Regions from separate parts of the Homo sapiens genome. Here region 2 is linked to region 1. The links are chromatin loops, found by intact Hi-C in ENCODE. Cell type or tissue: PC-3. All regions are shown on one strand. Each heading gives the region's core, and the rest is flanking DNA. Links, peaks and the distances in the headings are about the cores only. Region 1 overlaps SHTN1 (shootin 1). Region 2 has its middle 64 kb from the start of VAX1.

What was found. Hi-C counts contacts between places; a loop is a spot of excess contacts. Peaks named below come from ENCODE experiments on the same cell type or tissue, not always from the same donor. Only the 100,000 strongest peaks of a DNase experiment are listed, where the experiment ranks them.
Region 2: a loop joins it to region 1, with 4 times the contacts of the local background. A loop is called at or near these places in 5 of 110 quality-filtered maps.

Annotation. Positions count from the first base shown.
Region 1 is chr10:116,942,433-116,951,736 of GRCh38, reverse strand. It overlaps SHTN1 (shootin 1), which reads left to right. Exons shown (of 17, transcript NM_001127211.3): 7 at 2,740-2,821; 8 at 6,719-6,813. Among named protein-coding and RNA genes, the nearest start is that of SHTN1, 58 kb to the left of the region's middle. In PC-3, for the core only: no CTCF peak of the experiment used is centred there; DNase peaks (open chromatin) are centred at 3,726 and 4,396; H3K4me3 peaks cover 1,004 bases; H3K27ac peaks cover 1,480 bases.
Region 2 is chr10:117,069,402-117,078,705 of GRCh38, reverse strand. It overlaps a transcript of SHTN1 not described here. Among named protein-coding and RNA genes, the nearest start is that of VAX1, 64 kb to the left of the region's middle. In PC-3, for the core only: a CTCF peak has its summit at 3,866 (motif pointing right); no DNase peak of the experiment used is centred there; H3K27ac peaks cover 48 bases.

The sequences.
Region 1 (9,304 bases), core at 910-8,909:
TGAAGATTCATGTACCCACTAGCTAGCTTAATAAATAAAATTCTGAAATAGCATGGACATGTTTCCTGTTGTTCCCCCAGTTTTTGCTATGTAAGGCAAATTTGTAAGAATAGTAGCTACTATTTCAAGTCATATATTTTATTGCTGCTGGTAGAGAAAGAAGAGCATGTTTTGCTTTTCCGGTGAATGACTGGTTCAATTGGGAAGGACTGTCCCTCTGTGCATCTCCAACACAGGCATTTATGATAGGTGGTAGGATGGGTTCAAGTGGTTGTTTACAGAATCTTTCTTTTCTGGTGTTTTGTTTTGTTTGAGACAAGACCTAACTCTGTCACACTCAGGCTGGAGTGCAGTGGCATGATCACAGCTCACTGCCGCCTCAACCTCCCAGGCTCAAATGATCCTCCTGCCTCAGCCTCCCAAATAGCTGAGAGTACAGGCATGCGTCACCACGCCTGCCTGATTTTTAAAAATTTTTATAGAGATGTGGGTTCCTGTATTTCCCAGGCTTACCTTGAACTCCTGGACTTGAATGATCTTCCCACCTTGGCCTCCCAAAGTGCTGGGACCACCAATGCAAGCCGCTGCCCTGGCCTCTTTTTCCTTTTGAACTGTCTTTCAGAACAAGACCCTCACAATTGCCTTTTATTTGCACGAGGCTTCAAGGATTTGCCTTCACAGTCTTGATTCTGGATTTAATTTGTATCAGTGGTTCTTAGATTCTGTAGCCCAGCACTTCCCAACTGATGTGCCAACTGCAGCTTGATAAAGTGACTTATGAGCATGCCAACGTATTGATCCTGTCAGTGAGCAGCCTCATCCAGTTACCTCAGTTTGCACACACATATTGTCATTTTCTTGGAGGCCATGATGTAAAAAAGGTTGGAAAGCAGTGTCTGCCAACTTCCCAGCCTGAGCTCCTTTTATTATTGTGGCAAAACATTGTAACGAATGGGAAGAAGGAAGATGATATTTTGGAAAGGACCTTACCGTTGGACAATGTGTACCAGTTACTAATTTAAACCAAAACCAAAAATAAAGCCTACACTAAAAGAACCAGTTAATAGATTATCTGGAGGTGCTGATGGATTCAGAGCCACTTTCAGGACCATTATCTTTGTTTCTTAGTGTGCTCTGTTCCTCAGTTGTGATTATTTACTGATGATTCTCTCGCTTCCCACTTAGAGGTATTATTGGAAGACAATTCAACAATTATTTTTATTATGGCTATTTCAGACATCTGAGAAGGCATAATGAACAAAATAATGGGGCTGAGTTCAGTGGCTCACGCCTGTAATCCTAGCACTTTGGGAGGCCGAGGCAGGAGGATCACTTGAGCCCAGGAGTTGGAGATCAGCAAGACCTCCTAGCAAGACCTCGTCTCTCAAAAAAATTTTTAAAAATATTAGCCAGGCATGGTGGCATGTGCCTGTAGTCCCAGCTACTCAGAGGGCTGAGGTGGGAGGATTGCTTGAACCCAGGAGTTCCAGGCTGCAATGAGCTATGATCGTATTACCACCCTCCAGCCTGAGTGACAGACTGAGACCCTGTCTCTAAAAAAATTATTTTTAATGAACATCCATATACCTGCTACCCAACTTAATTCACAGAATATTAGCATGGTGATGAAAGCCCTGGTGTAACTCTTTCTGGTTGCATACTCCTTGCTCCCTGCCCAGTTTCCCTAAACAACTGTTATTCTGAACTTGGTGTTTATCATGTCAGTGCATATATTTACATGTTCACTACAATACATAGTATTTTGAGTGTTTTTAAATATTATAAACATGCCTGCTTTCTAAATTCAATATATTTGAGATTTATCTTCTACCTTGATATATGTAGCTTTACTTTATGTTCTTTTTTTTTAAAAAAACTTTTCTATAGTATTCTCTTTCGTTGATAGACATCAAAAGTTACTTCAGAAATTTAAATTTTTGTGGGAGTATTTATATGTGTTTTATTTAAGCCAAGAGTCATCAGAGTTCAAAGTCTTATTTTAAAAGTTCATGTTCATCTTACTTAAGTCAAAAATAATCAGCATTTTTATTTTATTGTATTTTATTTAAATTATTATACTTTAAGTTCTAGGGCACATGTGCACAATGTGCAGGTTTGTTACATATGTATACATGTGCCATGTTGGTGTGCTGCACCCATTAACTTGTCATTTACATTAGGTATATCTCCTAATGCTAATCAACATTTAAAATGAATACCAAAATTGAGTATCGGATCTTGACTAAATGATTCTTGTATTTTCTGGGTGATCTTTAGTTGGATTTTTGCATTAAAAATATGAATCATGGCTGGGTATGGTGGCTCACGCCTGTAATCCCAGCACTTCGGGAGGCTGAAGCAGGAGGATTGCTTGAGCCCAGGAGTTCGAGACCAGCCTCGGCAACATAGGAGACCCCATCTCTATATTCTTTGTTTTTTTTTAATTAAAAAAATATGTATCATATACATTGGATGGCTAGCATACTGTTATGTTTAGGTGCCAGTGCCAACTGGAATATATAAATAAGTTCTGTACCAGGTATACATCCTAACTTAAATAGCTATCCTTGAAGCTTTAAAGAAGAGCTTTAATAAAAAGTCCTAACACATTGAAACCAATTTCTGCTTTAAATTGTAACTTCATGTTGAAAGTTGAACAGCAATTGAGTATCACACATTGCCATATGTCCTGTTTTACAATTTTTGGTGTTTTCTCCCCTCAAAATTTCACATTTTTAGGTAAATAAAGTTAAACAAGAAAAGACTGTTTTAAATTCAGAAGTTCTTGAACAGAGAAAAGTCTTAGAAAAATGCAATAGAGGTAAGTCTGTCCAGTCTTTTTTTCTCAAATACGTATGCGGTGTGTTCTGTTTGCATATATTGTGTGTCATTTTACACCTGTGCCTAAATATGACTGTAAATAAAATCTTCTCCTATATTGTGATTTTCTAGCATTGTGTCTCTCCCATTTCCATTGTTTTATTACCCAACTTAGAGTCTGGGGACATCTAAAAGTGATTTCACTTGAGGAACAAGGAACCCACTCATTTTGAAACTTCAAACCGAAATACTATTTCTGTCTTACATATATCCAGGGATCATGGCCTTTTTAGCTCTCCCCTCAGCATTTATATGTTTGGTAGGTTATTTAGTAAATCTCAATCCAGAAGAGGTTAGGCTGTCTACATAAAACATGTAACATTATGTGATGAAATTTTAAATTAAGAGGATGTGGAAAAAGGGATAAAGGAAAGTAAGAGTTAGATTGGTATACAAAGTGCATACTTGTTCTGAGGTCTTGCACATTTCCTGCCTGTGTGTTTGAAATCTGGTTCTGAGCTGTCTGACAGTCAGTGCAATAAGAGATTGATGATCATTTAAATGAATCACATGAAAATGAACCTAATGATCAGGAAAAGCAGACCTGCTCTCCTGGTGAGAGGGAAGTGTCTCCAGTGGCTATATCCAGAGAAAACTTTGTGTACTTTGGGCAACAGTGACTTTATCCATCTAGTTATAAAACACAGCATCAGCTCTCATCGGGGCTGTTTCATGTATCTCCCAGTTTAAGACAAGGAAGTGATGCCAAAGTGTAGTTCTGCAAAAATAATTCTGGAAGTGGTAAGAAGAACTTAATATACTTTCTGTTCTCTCTTTTTCCCTCAGTCACTCTCTTTCCTTGTTTAGAAGCTGCAACACTAACAGGAAACCTTTGCGACCCAGGGCCTTCCCTATTGTTATTGGTGGTAGCTGTCAATCTTTTTGTGATTCATCAACTGGGAATTTTTTTTGTAAATAAAGGACCTTGTAGTTAAATGTGGGCAATATGCTGGATTGTAACATTTCTCCAAGTCTTTCTGTATTTAAAGATAGAAATGGTGTAGAATTTTCAGTCTTGATTCACTGTGCTAGGAAAAGGGTTCTGCAAGGATTAATCATGTAGATCTTGCCTTCAGAGAGTCCCCTGTCTAGGAAGAGAGAAAAATTATATAAATAAATACCTGACTAGGACCAACCTGATTTCTTTCAGATTCCAAGTCAGAAGGGCCAGGACACGTGAAAATTCCCTTTTTATTATAGTGTTCTGGACATAGAAAAGAGAGTCAATTATCTTGCCTGGGCTTCAGATCGTCATAGTGTTCTTTGTTTTCTTCATGAAATTTCTTGTTTAAATAGGCTTGAAAATCATTTAGCTCTCAGGGACCTATAATTCACACCAAAAAATCACCACTCTTATTGCTTTACTTATTAGTCTTTCATCTGAAGAGGCTGTAGATTGAGTACAGAGTTTGAAATTCTATGTCATTACGCAGCAAACCAGTCCTTAAGTCAGTTAGGATTGAAGTGCCCTGGTGGAGCAGTGTGTGAAGGCAGCTGTTAAGAGAGCCTTTTGAAAGATTTTGTTGGTATGACTCAGCTCAGGGTGGAGGTGACTCACCAGAAGTGGATGGACAGTGTGCTGTCTGCCCAGCTTGTGCCTAATATCTAATGGTATCGTCACTCCCTCTGTCCTGTCATTATCACTATTTAACAAAATAGGCCACTGAATGTTGAAAATAGCAAAGAATTTATATTACTTTTATTTGACAGGACCTTTTGAAGCTTTCGGTCTTGCAGTAACTCCTTGGTACAAAGCTCTGATTCTTTGGTTCTGAATGCATCTAAGGCTGTTTCTCTCCTTTGTAAATATGGAGAACACTTAAAAATAACTTATATGTCCAGGCGCGGTGGCTCACACCTGTAATCCCAGCACTTTGGGAGGCTGAGGTGGGCGGATTACTTGAGATCAGGAGTTTGAGACCAGCCTGGCCAACATGGTAAAACCTCGTCTCTACTGAAATACAAAAATTAGCCAGATATGGTGGCACGCACCTGCCTGTAATCCCAGCTACTCAGGAGGCTGAGGCAGGAGAATCACTTGAACCTAGGAGGCGGAGGTTGCAGTGAACCAAGATTGCACCACTGCCTTCCAGCCTGGGCGACAGACATAGTGAGACTCCATCTCTCAAAAAATAAATAAATAAATAAATAAAACATATATATATATTATATATATAAATCATTTTATATATTTATATATAAATCATTTTATATATTTATATATAAATCATTTTATATATTTATATATAAATCATTTTATATATTTATATATAAATCATTTTATATATTTATATATAAATCATTTTATATATTTATATATAAATCATTTTATATATTTATATATAAATCATTTTATATATTTATATATAAAATATTTACATTTTATACATATGTATATACATATACATAATTTATACATTTATTTACATTTAATATTATATATAATACATATATTTTTATACATAAAAATGTATATATTCAGGTAGTATACTTTTTTTGGTGGAAAATTTAGATTCATGTAAGGAAAGAAAAAAATCTCAACCTTTACAATCCAGAGATAAGCACTAGTACCATTTTAGTGTATATTCTTCCAATCTTAAAAAAAACTCTCTCTACATATATACATATTAAATGTTTTGTTAAATATGTTTATATATATATTTATATATATATGGAAGACAGAGGAAATACCAGTAAAAGGAATCTCTTTATACTTGCTGGTACCTTACAAACCCATGAACATCCCTCTCTACTCTTACCCCTCCCTTGAATTTTTATTATTTCCTTTCTTTTATTTGTAGTTTTGCCAAATATGTCTATATCTCTAAACAGCATTGTTTAATTTTGCATATTTTTGAACTCTATGTAAATGGAATCATTTTTCCTGTAACCTTCTGCAACTTTTTGTGTTTGTGAGATTCATGCATGTGGACAGGCATAGCTGTGGTATGTTTGTTTTCACTGCTATATACTATTCCATTAGATGACTACACTAAAATTATTTTAAGTAGTATCCTATTGGTAGACTTTGGGCTGTTTCCATATTTCTGCTATTCTGAGTCATGCTGTTATAAAAAATGTTAGACATGTCATCTGGTGCACATGTCCAAGAGTTGCTTTAAGACACATGCCAAATGTCAAATTTTATCTTCAGTTTTTTTTCACTGCATACCAAATTTAATAAAACCATGCTTTAAAATTTTTACCAGTTGCCTCTTGGATGGGTGTAAGAAGTGTTTTTACTCTGCATTTCCTTGATTCCTAATGAAGATGAGCATCTTTCCACATGTTTATTGGCCTTTTGTATATTTTCTATTCTGTGAAATGGCTGTTGATGTGCTTTATCTGTGGCTTTTAAAGAACAAAAATGAATTCACTTTGCACTAATTTTTGCAATCTATTTTTAAAAATACATCACAGATGTCTTTCCATTTACTAAGTATGCTTCTACAATATAATTTTGATGGCAGAATAATATTTCTTGTACTACAATTTACTCATTCTTCTGTGTTAGAGTATTATGTCATTTCACTTTTATCAGCAATGAGGTAGAGAGCATCCTTGCAACCAAATGTCTGTATATGCTCATGTGTTACAATCTTAGCATATGCATTCCTGGAAGTGGGATTATTCAAAGTGTATGAATAGTTTTAGATTTTTGATTCACGTTGCCAAGTTGCTCTCCAAAAAGGTTTTATCAGTTTGTATGCCAACCAGGAATGCATGAGGGTACCTGTATGCTGGTATGAAAAATCTTTTCAACACTGTTTTTCATCCATATTCCTGATTATTTGTGTGACTTATTGTCTGGGTTTTTTTTTTCCTTTATCTTCTTAAGTGTCCATGTTAGCTGTAGAAGAGTATGAGGAGATGCAAGTAAACCTGGAGCTGGAGAAGGACCTTCGAAAGAAAGCAGAGTCATTTGCACAAGAGGTGGGTATCTTGTAAAAATCTTATTTTTTTTCTTGAGACAGAGTCTCGCTCTGTCACCAGGCTGGAGTGCAGTGGCGCAATCTCGGCTCACTGCAACCTCCGACTCCCTGATTCAAGCGATTCTCATGCCTCAGCCCCCCGAGTAGCTGGGATTACAGGCACACGCCACCGTGCCCAGCTAATTTTTGTATTTTTATTAGAGATGGGGTTTCACCATGTTGACCAGGATGGTCTTGATCTCCTTATCTCGTGATCTGCTCGCCTTGGCCTCCCAAAGTGCTCCCAAAGTGAGCCACCGTGCCCAGCCGTAAAAACCTTTTGAATTTTTGTTTTGTAAGGGACCTTGCAGACGACATATCAGACAAATTCTTGAGGTTGAATAAGAACTTACCAGTTTGAATTAAGGATCTGCTGGTTTAGGGAGGCAGATATAGAATAGTATCAAGTTCATTGTCAAAAGATCTGGGCTCAAATTTTGGCCATGTCAGTTACTAGTTGTAGTAGTGTATGACCTCTGAGCAATTCTTCAGCCTCTCAGGGCTTCACTTTTACCATCTGTAAAATGGACAATAATACAGACCTGACCAAGTGGATTTTAATGGCAAAATTTAAAAAAAGTGTTGTATAAACTATAAAATGCTATGTAAGGGAAAGGAATTGCATTTGGAGACAACCCATGACTTGTGATGGAAAGTCCAACTTGGGTACAAGATGCCTGTACATTTCAAATAGGCTTAAAATCTGGGATGTATCTCCATATACCATCTCAGATAACAGTATTATGGTATCAGTATTTCTCTTCAGCCATTGTGCAGTGCTGTCATTATGCCAGGAAGTTCTTCCACTGGCTGTGGAACACTGCCATGTAGTACATTCATTATCTCAGCGTTTCACCAGCCTACTGATCTTCCTCTTATGTTAGAGATCAGCTTTGAATCTCTTGTTCCGGCTTACCTGTTGACATGCAGTCGTTGGGTCTTCCATGGCCCTGGGGCTCATCCAGGGGGATGAGGAGTTCACCAATGGGCTAAACTCAAAAGCTGGTCTGCAATGAGATCTCCATCCTGTGGGTGTAGTTTGAATTTGTGTGCATACTGTAGGTTGAAGGAAGATAGCTCAGGAAATGTAAAACAGTCCTAGGTAGAGGTATCCAAGGCATAGAAGGAAGACAAAGCATGGCATTAGGGGAATGACATTTGAAAATCCAATGATGGTTTTGTGGGGGTCTTTCTGTGCTTGAGCATAGCTGTGCTAGCAGTGAACTCTACCGAAGGTTTAGGCCAAGTAGATCTGATTTGAAATATTATGATTCGTTTTATTTAGAGAGTTTAATGAAAGGTGAGTAAATATTTTTCTCTTATTACTTGGAAGAAAGAAAAAAGAATTGAAGTGTGTCAGAGCTCTCTGGAAAACGTTGGAGCAATATAAATAATGCAGTGAAATAAACAGTGGAGGGGGAGGGGAAGCAGGGATAATGTGAAGATGCCTTTATTGCAAAACTGGAAAGGTCGGCTGATTTTGACCTGAATAGCAGGTCTCATTTCAAGACATGTTCAGTTTTCCATCTGTTGTTTGCACAATGATGTTAGAATACAAAGCAGCTCAAAGAAAAACTTGAAGGCCATGTGGTAGCAGAGAAGACAGATGGAAGAAGCAAGGTTGCAGTAAGAAGACAAAAATGAATGATTGACTCTGCTGTTCACCTGGTCTTCAGTCTTAGTGGTTGGTGGAAACAATAATGCTGACATGTTAACCCAGAATGAGAAGGTAGAAGTTTGAGGAGAGAAAGAAAGCAAGAGCAATGGTACTTACGTTATTGGCAGCATAAATATTTGCAGTGGCACTCAACAATTTTACAATATCTAGATTCAATCTACACAATAGTGAGAAGAAAACTTTTTTTTAAAAAATAGCACCACGTTGGAACTAGTATATTTTCCTTTTTACAAAGTTTATGCATTCTCAGGTTTTCAACAGGTAAGTACTGCACAAAGACACATAACTTAGTTTAACAACAGAGTCCCATTCTTTTGCATTTTACTTACCACTTAGGGCATGCAGCAAACATCTTACTGTGCCAGACACTGTGCTGACATTGGGAATCCAGTGGTGAAGAAAGCAAATGTGAGCCCTACCCTCTTGGAGCTTATAGTCTAGAGCCTTAGAAATCAATTTTTAAGGTTAATTTACTTTATATTTTTAATTAAAAAGGAGTATGTGTGCCTTGCACAAAGATACAAATATTTTCTAAATGTATAAAATAAAAATTGAAAGTTACCCCCCATTCTTAACTCCCGCTAGTTCATTTAAAAAACAAAACCAAAAACTTAATCCCCCTCAACAAGAAAACTATCAGTTGTCTTCATAACTATATTAAAATTTTAAATTTCTTCAACATAATTAAATTTTTTGACCAGGCATGGTGGCTCACGTCTGTAATCCAAGCACTTTGGGAGGCCGAGGCGGGGGGATCAATTGAGGCCAGGAGTTC
Region 2 (9,304 bases), core at 817-8,816, 130 kb before region 1:
CACTGGGAGGATTTTCCTCCTGCCTAAAGCACTCCTACTAGTGGTCTAGTGTGTGTAATGTGCTGCAAACAATTCTATTAACTCCATAGGTGCCAAAAATAGACAAGACACAATGGATCAAAGCTAAGTAGTTTATTATACACAGTGCAGCAAACATCAGGAGCATCTGCATGGTACGCTTATTCCCAAAATCATGGCAGAGCTTGGTCCCAAGTGCTATAATGATGTGGCCACAATCTACTACTCTCATAGGTGTGGCATATCATAGCGAGAGTAAATGTCAAAGGCTGTTAGTCACCAGCGGTGGCCACAAGATTACATACCAGGAAAACTAGTGGTGGCCACAAGATTACATGCCAGGCAGGTAATCACCTTTAGAAAGGTGAGTCAACTGCTGACAGGAGCCACCATCCTTGTAGATGGCTTACAGATGGGAAGCGTGTCTTCGATTGTGCTTTGTCTTCAGAGTCATACCGGTAGAGCCATGTTTCACCTTCTCTTATAGTTCTTCAAAGACGTGCTTCAGGATCTTAATCCCATGTGTTTAAAATGTCCATTGAAAGCTCTGCTCTTGTCTGCAGCTGATCTGGGCATAATGATTTGGCACCCATAGAATGGGAAGTTTGCTAAACTTTAATTTTTCAGTTAGAATTCTGTAAGTTGGACCAGTTGAGATGTCTATAGTGCTGGCTATTGTTTGTGCTGTTAATCGTCGACCTTCTTCGATTAAGGTAAGAATAAATTGTTGCGGGTGGTTTGCTGCTGCGTCTCTTCTTAAAATGAGTTACCCATTGTAAACTGCTGATTTATTTGGGGCATCAAGATAAATACAGTTGATGATTCATCCAAAGTGGAGGCTTGCCCATCTAAATCACTATGTAGCCATAAAAAATGATGAGTTCATGTCCTTTGTAGGGACATGGATGAAGCTGGAAACCATCATTCTCAGCAAACTATCACAAGGACAAAAAACCAAACACCGCATGTTCTCACTCATAGGTGGGAATTGAACAATGAGAACACATGGACACAGGAAGGGGAACATCACACACTGGGGCCTGTTGTGGGGTGGGGGGAGCGGGGAGAGATAGCATTAGGAGATATACCTAATGTTAAATGATGAGTTAATGGGTGCAGCACAGCAACATGGCACATGTATACATATGTAACAAACCTGCACGTTGTGCACATGTACCCTAAAACTTAAAATAATAAAAAAAAAGATTCTCCTCCCTCCTAATAAAAAAAAAAGATTTTGGTGATTGCTCCCAATATCTATGTGATAGTTATCCTTTCTTCTGTGGGCAAACTTCCAGTGAAAACCTTGATTTCCTTAAGTGCCCAGGTAGAGTTATTCTCCACACACATACCTCTATCAAGGTCAGAAGTCACATGTCATTCACTATCTTTCCATCTTAGCTCTTCGTTGTCTTTAGTCAAAATGCAAACTTGTGAGAATCAAACTTCCTTTCATACCTCCTCCTGATCAGCTGTTGGGAAAAGCTGACATATGACCACACTTTCTGCTTATGAAACTCAAGATTTACTTTGCCAACTAAGGAAACCTATTCGTAGAGGTGAAGCATTTTACTATTTTTGATTGCACATTTCTTCTTAAATCGTAAGGGCTTTTGTGCTGGGGGAGCTTAAGATCTAATATGAAAAAATAAAATGAGAGGTACTGAGATGTAAATATACCAGTGAAAGTCCTTAGAACTTTTCTTCCACTAAAATAAAGCAATAAAGTCAGCACACTAAAGGCAACACTAATGAACTTTTATACACCCTAAATTAATAATAATGGATACTGTGCAATTACTTTCCATTTGCCACCCTTTTCTCCAGAAACTTGTAAGTCAATTTCGCTTTAATGAAGATAATGTGTAAATTCAGAGGCGTCTGTATGACCTTGGACAAATTAGTGCGAGGCATATTTTTTCCGGTTCTCTTTCTAAAAGTTAATGTTTTGCAGGTTTTGTGAATCAAAGTTAGTGCTTTTTCCTAGAAGCCCCAACTTTGAGCCAGAGATTCAAAATAACTTTCGATATTTGAAATGATGAAATCTCTTGGTGACTTTCATCCATCCTATCCAGTGCAGCTAAATATGCATTGTAATTTGTGACTTTATATGGAATTATGGTATACATATGTTTATTTGTGCACATTTTTCAGGCAGAGTTGATCATTTCTGTTATAATTTAAATATAAACATGTGTTGATATTCTCAGATGGTGGGTTTGGGAATGGAATAGAGATAAGTGAATGATGGAGGAGATCTGGAGGTCTTTGCAATGAACTCCTAAGAAAGAGAGATGCAGTTGAAGCAAAGAAAACCTGGGCTTTAGTTCAGCACTCTAGCGGACAGCTCCAAGGATGTAACTGTATGTCAAATCAATCCACTCCTTTCTACCCCTACTGTCACTTTCCTAAATTAAACAGTGGTTTCTCTGCCATCAATCTTGTTCAATTCAGTCCATTTTCATATATAATATCTAACATTATCTTTTTTTTTTTTTTTTTTTTGAGACAGGGTCTTGCTTTGTCGCGCAGGCTGGAGTGCAGTGGAACAATCTCAGCTTACTCCAACCTCTGCCTTCCAGGCTCAGGTGATCCTCCTGCCTCAGCCTCCCAAGTAGCTGGGACTACAGGCATGCACCACCACGCCTAGCTAATTTTTTTATTTTTAGTAGAGATAGGGTTCCACTATGTTGCCCAGGCTGGTTTCAAACTCCTGGACTCAAGTGGTCTGCTCACCTTGGCCTCCCAAAGTGCTAGGATTACAGGCGTGAGCCACTGCACCCAGCCTCTAAAGTTATCTTTCTAAAATACAAATCATCCTGTCAGTGTTGCCTAAAATCCTTAAATGGTCTGGACCTGTATGCCTTATCTCTAGCTATTTCCTCCTTACATGATTGTTCTAATTCTACTCTATTTAATGTTATTATTTGCCATGGGTGTTCTCAATTCTTCCTCTAACCCATTCTAACTAATTTCTATTCTTCCTTCAGGTCCTAGTTGAGCCACTACTATAATATCTCTGGTATCTTCCTGACCACTCCCAACCAAGTAGAGTTTCTGGTGTCTTCTTGACCACTCCTAACTCCTAGAATGTTCCTACCATAATGCATATCACACTATGTGGATAATTGCCTCTAATTATTAGTTTGTATTCCCTAGTAGATTGGAAGTTCCATGAAGTCCCAGGCCATGCTTTTCTTGGTCACTGTTGCATCCTCAGTGTCTAACAGAATACCTGGCATTAAGAATTTGCCCGGTATTTATTTGGTAAATAATTGAATGAATGAAGGATCTTGTGATTTCCATGACAGGCTGACCCAAGGCTTTTACCATCTCAAATGCACAAGTTATGTTGCACTGAGATCACTGTAAGATCCAAGAGACAAAACTCAGGGCAGGAATGAACAACTGTGACTCATCAAATCTAGGGAGCCTCTATGTTGAGGGCTGGGCTTGAGAAACACTGATTCTCAGGATGCAGAGTAACTACAATAAAGCAAAGCAGATTCCTAAATACTGTGTTGAAACTCTGGGGAAAGGAGATCTAGAACATTTTTACCAAGCCAGGGGAAAGATAAATGGAAAATAATAGTACAGTTTCCATGTTTTAATAATTTATAATGTGTAAAATTCAGTTATTTATATCTGTATTGTTTTATTTTAGGAAATGCAAAAGAGTCTTTTTCTTCACAATATCTTAATTTTTTTTTCAATCCTAAATTCCCTGAATGTCCTGAGGAACTGAAACTCCTGAAAGACTACTACATTTCTTAATTCCTCAAGTATAGAGCCTTAGCTTTGACCAGGATGACTCTCAGCCGTAGAGAGTACCTGCTATCTGCCCATCCTCCCTACAGACACGGGAGGGCAGTGCAAAAGCAGGTTTATTGTCCCTGGACTTCTTTTGTCTGTCCAAGGTGTTGTAAAAATTTCTACTCCTGCCCTGCCTACTGCTGCATTTCCTGTTCCTAGTCTCAGTTCCCTGTTCTTGTAATTATCTCCAATAGAAATGGCATGGGTTACTAAAATAAAAATACTGTAATTCTGTATTGTTCTGGAAAGTGATATGGAAATTAATTTACATATATCAAAATTGTACAAGAGAGGATCTAAAATTTTTGGTGGTATCACTGAAGTGCAGTGGTTCTTTTTGTGAGTTGTGGATTACTTGAGAATCTGATGAAAGTTATGGATTATCTCCCCAGAAAGATGTACATAAGCACAATTTTGCATATAATTTCAGAAGTCTCATGAAGTATAGATTAAGGATCTCTGCTGGATCTCTTACTGAAGGACTCTTGAATTCTGACAGTTGGGTACTGATGAATGAGAAGAATTGGAGGTGCTATGGCTATGAATTTGTTATTAAACATGAAACGTTTCCAAGGAGTGCACCCTGTCACAGAGTTTGATTATAGGCTTTGACATGTGCTTTATTAAAATTTATGACACCGTTAGCTCAAAAGCTATTAGGGAGTGAACAACAGGGTCATTTGGTGTTTGCTGAGAGTAGTTAGAGACTATTAGCTTTCTAATGAAAAGATAGGATGTACAATTAGAAAAATAAGAATTAGCTAAATTTAGCTAAAGGGGAAAAATGATATGCTTTAAACTAATATTTCCACAATGTCGGGACTTAACGTATAGCATTTTACTCCCCATTCCATTACACCTAGTGCTGCCTCTGCCCCTGCCCCATTCAAAAAAGTCTCATATATTCTGCAATGACTGCAGGCATTCTGGGATATAGGCAGCGGGAGCTCTATTTGTAGAAACCTCAGGGAGCTCTGGAGGGGGACAGTGCCTAGGGGGTACTAATCCTGATGGCTGCCTCAAGGACCATGACAAGATGCAAAAGCCATCCATTGAACTGGCAGAGGGGCAAAGTGGATCTCCAGGTGCTCACCTGAAGGAGACAGAATTAGGGGACACAAATTGGGGCTCAAGAAGAGTTACTGAGTTGTCTTCCAGCCAGTAGCCTCAGGGTTCATGTCAGACTCCTAGAGGAGGGGGCTAAAAATTAAAGCAAATCCAGTGAGGAGAGGTGGCATCACCCATACTTTGATGTTGGTATGTTCTGGATGTTAGGCTAATCAATGAAATGCAAAAGTGGCACTGCTTTTATCCTCCTCACCTGCAAACGTTCTCCTCCCCTCTAACTTCTGTGACATATTGGAAATGCACTATAATATGGTAGTTAAGTGGCTCAGCCACTTACCAGCTATGTGACCATTGCACATCATCTATCTGCTTAGCTTCTCATCTATAAAATGGCTAAATAATAGTATGTACTTCATAGAGTTATTATGAGAATTAAATGAAATAATGCACATAAGTAGTACAGTGCCTGCTGCCTAGTAAGCAATTAATAAATGCTTGCCGTTTTTGTAGTTATTTGGACATCTACTCTTCCCTACTAAGCTGATTTCTCTTCTTCCTCAGGAACACCAATTATTCTTAGGTTTGGTCGTTTAACATAATCCCAAATTTCTTGGAGCCTTTGTATTTTCTTATTCTTTTTTCTTTGTCTTTGTTGGATTGGGTTAATTCGAAGACCTTGTCTTTGAGCTCTGAATTTCTTTCTTTTACTTGTTCAATTCTATTGCTGAGACTTTCCAGAGCATTTTGCATTTCTGTAAGTGTGTCCAATGTGTCCTGAACTTTTGATATTTTTTTATTTATGCTATCTATTTCCTTAAATTTTTCTCCCTTCACTTCTTGTATCATTTTTTGGATTTCCTTGCATTGGGCTTTGCCTTTCTCTGGTGCCTCCCAGATTAGCTTAATAACTAACCTCCTAAATTCTTTTTCAAGTAAATCAGGGATTTCTTCTTGGTTTGGATCCATTGCTCGTGAGCTAGTGTGATTTTTGGGGGTGTTAAAGAGCCTTGTTTTGTCATATTACCAGAGTTGGTTTTCTGGTTTCTTCTCATTTGGGTAGACTGTCAGAGGGAAGGTCTAGGGTTGAAGGCTGTTTTTCAGATTCCTTTGTCCCATGGGGTGTTCCCCTGATGTGGTACTCTCCCCCTTTTCCTATGGATGTCACTTCCTGAGAGCCAAGCTGTAGTGATTGTTATCTCTCTTCTGGGTCTAGCCACCTAGCAAGTCTACCAGGCTCTGGGCTTGTACTGGGGGTTGTCTGCACAGAGTCCTGTGATGTGAACCGTCTATGGGTCTCTTGGCTGTGGATACCAGCACAGTATTTGGGATGTCTCCTGGGTCCTGCAGGAGCAGTCCACTTCTTTCAGAGGGTGTGTGGGTCCTCTCGGGTTTCTTGATTTATTCCTGCCGTCATTCTGGAGCTAAAATTCACGATGTGGGCCTCTACACACTGCTCTGTCGTTCTGAGCTGGAGCTGCAATCTAGTCCTCTTCCCGTCTGCTATGATGGAACCACAATCACAAAGTCCCACAATAGGCCATCTGTAAGTGGAGGAGCAAGGAAAGCCAGTCCAAGTCCCAAAACTGAAGAACTTGTAATCCAATGTTTGAGGCCAGGAAGCATCCAGCACAGGAGAAAGATGTAGGCTGGGAGGCTAGGCCAGTCTATTCTTTTCCCATCCGCATATTTGAACTAAATTTTTCTTCATTCACTGTAGTCAAAATTGGCCCAAAGTAAGAAATACCAGCTTGACATACACAGTAAAGTACAAATTGCAAATTTCCTGTCAGGAACAAAGTCTTAGATATTAATTTCACAGAATGAAAGTCCTTAGAAAAGGTCTGCATCTTATTTGAGCTAACAAATTACTGTCTTTCACAAGAAAACCACAGGAATTTGAATTTCGGTATTATCAGATGCTCCTTGTTAGCTCAAATACAATTTGCAGTGACATATACAACAGCAGGATTTGCAACAGGATTCTAGGTCTCCTGCCCGCCTCGGCCTCCCAAAGTGCTGGGGTTACAGGCATGAGCCACCGCACCCAGCCAGGATTCTAGGTCTCAAGATAACTCCAACAGTTTTCTGGCAGCCTAGTAGACTGTTATAATAAGCAGAGCAAGTGGCTGACTAAATTATGTGATTTGAGGCCCCAAAAGCCCAGCCCTGATGGCTGGCCAGGAGTCAAGAATCTCACGGTCTAAAACACCTCACAAGTTTATCAACAAATGTGGAAGGACTTTAGAGACAGAACAGGAATAAATGCCATTTCTGTCACTCATTAGCTATGTGATCTTGGGCTAATTTCTTAATTTCACTTTGCCCCAGTTTCCTCATTTATGTGATGAGAATAGCAATATTCACTGAGCTGACTTATTGAGTAATGCTATTAGCGGTCCTAGCATAGTTCCTGACATGCAGATTTCATTTCCTTCACTATCTAATCACCATTTATAGGGCCAGAAAACAGAGAGTATTTCCTGCTTTGATCTTGTTTTGACATTATAGTTACACAGGAGATTCTGAAGATAGACTTTCAAATATAATAAAATTAAATATTTCACCAATGCAAAGTGTCAAACATGAGGAAACATCATAATTATTGATAGCAAGAGAGCACAGAAAATTACTTTAAAAAGACAATTAAAACTCATTTTGCTTAAATCTTGTAAAATGGCATTTTATGAAATTACATTTTATTTATTCATGTAAGATAATTGCTGCTTTATTGTTAAAGGTAGGAAAATATACATAAATAAAACATTTTTAAAATTAAGAAAAATTATATTTTAGTTGATATCTCCAAGCCTCTTTCTGAGAAAAAAAAATCTCTAAGCCTATTTTGGATCCTTATAAAACCAACATCTATGCAACTGCTACAGGGCCCTCTGTTTGTGGGCTGGTGAAGATGATGCAGCCTTCTCTTCTGGGTTTAATGCCCCCTGAGTGGCATTCTCCCTCCACTTTATCCCTACTAAAGCCTGCTTTTAGGAAAAGAAAAAGAAAGGATTCGACGTTGAATTCCAGTAAATCTAGGTGAATGAACTGAGAGCCAAGAGGAAGATTTACCGCCAAACTGATCTCTTGCATCCACTCAGGGTGCCGCTGTGGCACCCTGAGTGGATGCAAGTCAGGCGTGATCTCAAGAACCTGAGTAGCCCTGCGTGCTTCTTCTCTGAAAAAGAAGCTATCCTGCCTGCTTACCAAAATGTGGAAAGTTATTTTTTATTGTTAGAGATAGCTTTGAAAAATATAAATACCTCTTAGAAAATAGACCAGAATGACTAAAACTCATTAAAAAAATTAAGTGACTGCAACTCGTTAAATTCTGGGCAGTTATTTTGCTGGGAATAAGGAAGGTGAGGGGGAAAAAAAGCATAGAACACAAAGAGAAAAGCAGATAGAGGAAAGGAGCCCCCAAGAGTCAATAGGGACTTCAAAAGAAAATCTCCGGCTGTGGTTTTAAACTAGAATCTGGAGTTATCAAATTTTTTAATTCTAGCGATAAACTATGATTTAAACAAGAACTCCCCACTCCACACACACACACATAAGAATAGAAAAAATGTATACCTCCCATATCCACTTAGTGGTAGTTTGCAGCCATTTGACTAACATGCTTAATATTGACTTCGGGGTCCATTATGGGCATCAATGCAGCAGGCTGGATTTTTTTTTTTTTAGCAGTTTGATTTTTAAGACTTTCCCATGGCTTTTAATACTTTTTTTGATTCATCTTCATTATGGATTTTAAAAGCAAAGGTCTTTACTTACCTTGAAAGTACTACTTTTTCTATCATCGTAGTTCCTTGCTAATGGGTTTCTGAATTCCAATTTCATTACTTAATTTTTATAGAACTCTACTCCCTTTATTATTACATTTGCCTTTGTAATATGTACAATCTGTTGGCTAGATATAACAGGGCTTTAAATATTTTCCCTGTGTACCATTAATAAAAATTGGTTGCTGATTCATTTGCTTTGCAGAATAAATCACTGTCTCATCCATGCCCAACAGAAAAATGGCATGTGTTATCTCCTGATTATACTCACTAGCTGTTTTGCTCTGATCTCTCTTCTCCTCTACACTAGTGAAGATAAAATGTTCTTAGTTATAGAGAGGAAACAAGCAGAGTGGTAAAGCCACTTGGACTTTATAAATGTAATAGTAATAATTTACTTAATAATAGTAATGTAACACTTGACAGTTTACTGAAGACCTTCATTTATATTATCTGGTTTGAATCCTGAAGGGTTATAAATGTGACCTACACAAGTTCATGATTAGTAAGTAAGGGAGGCCGCCCTTTCTTTCCTTTAATCAGGCTCAAGTATTTTTCCATCTAATGAACCAAAATCTTTCTCAGTTCCACATTCTTTTTTAGCTACAGCTCTCCTCACCTCC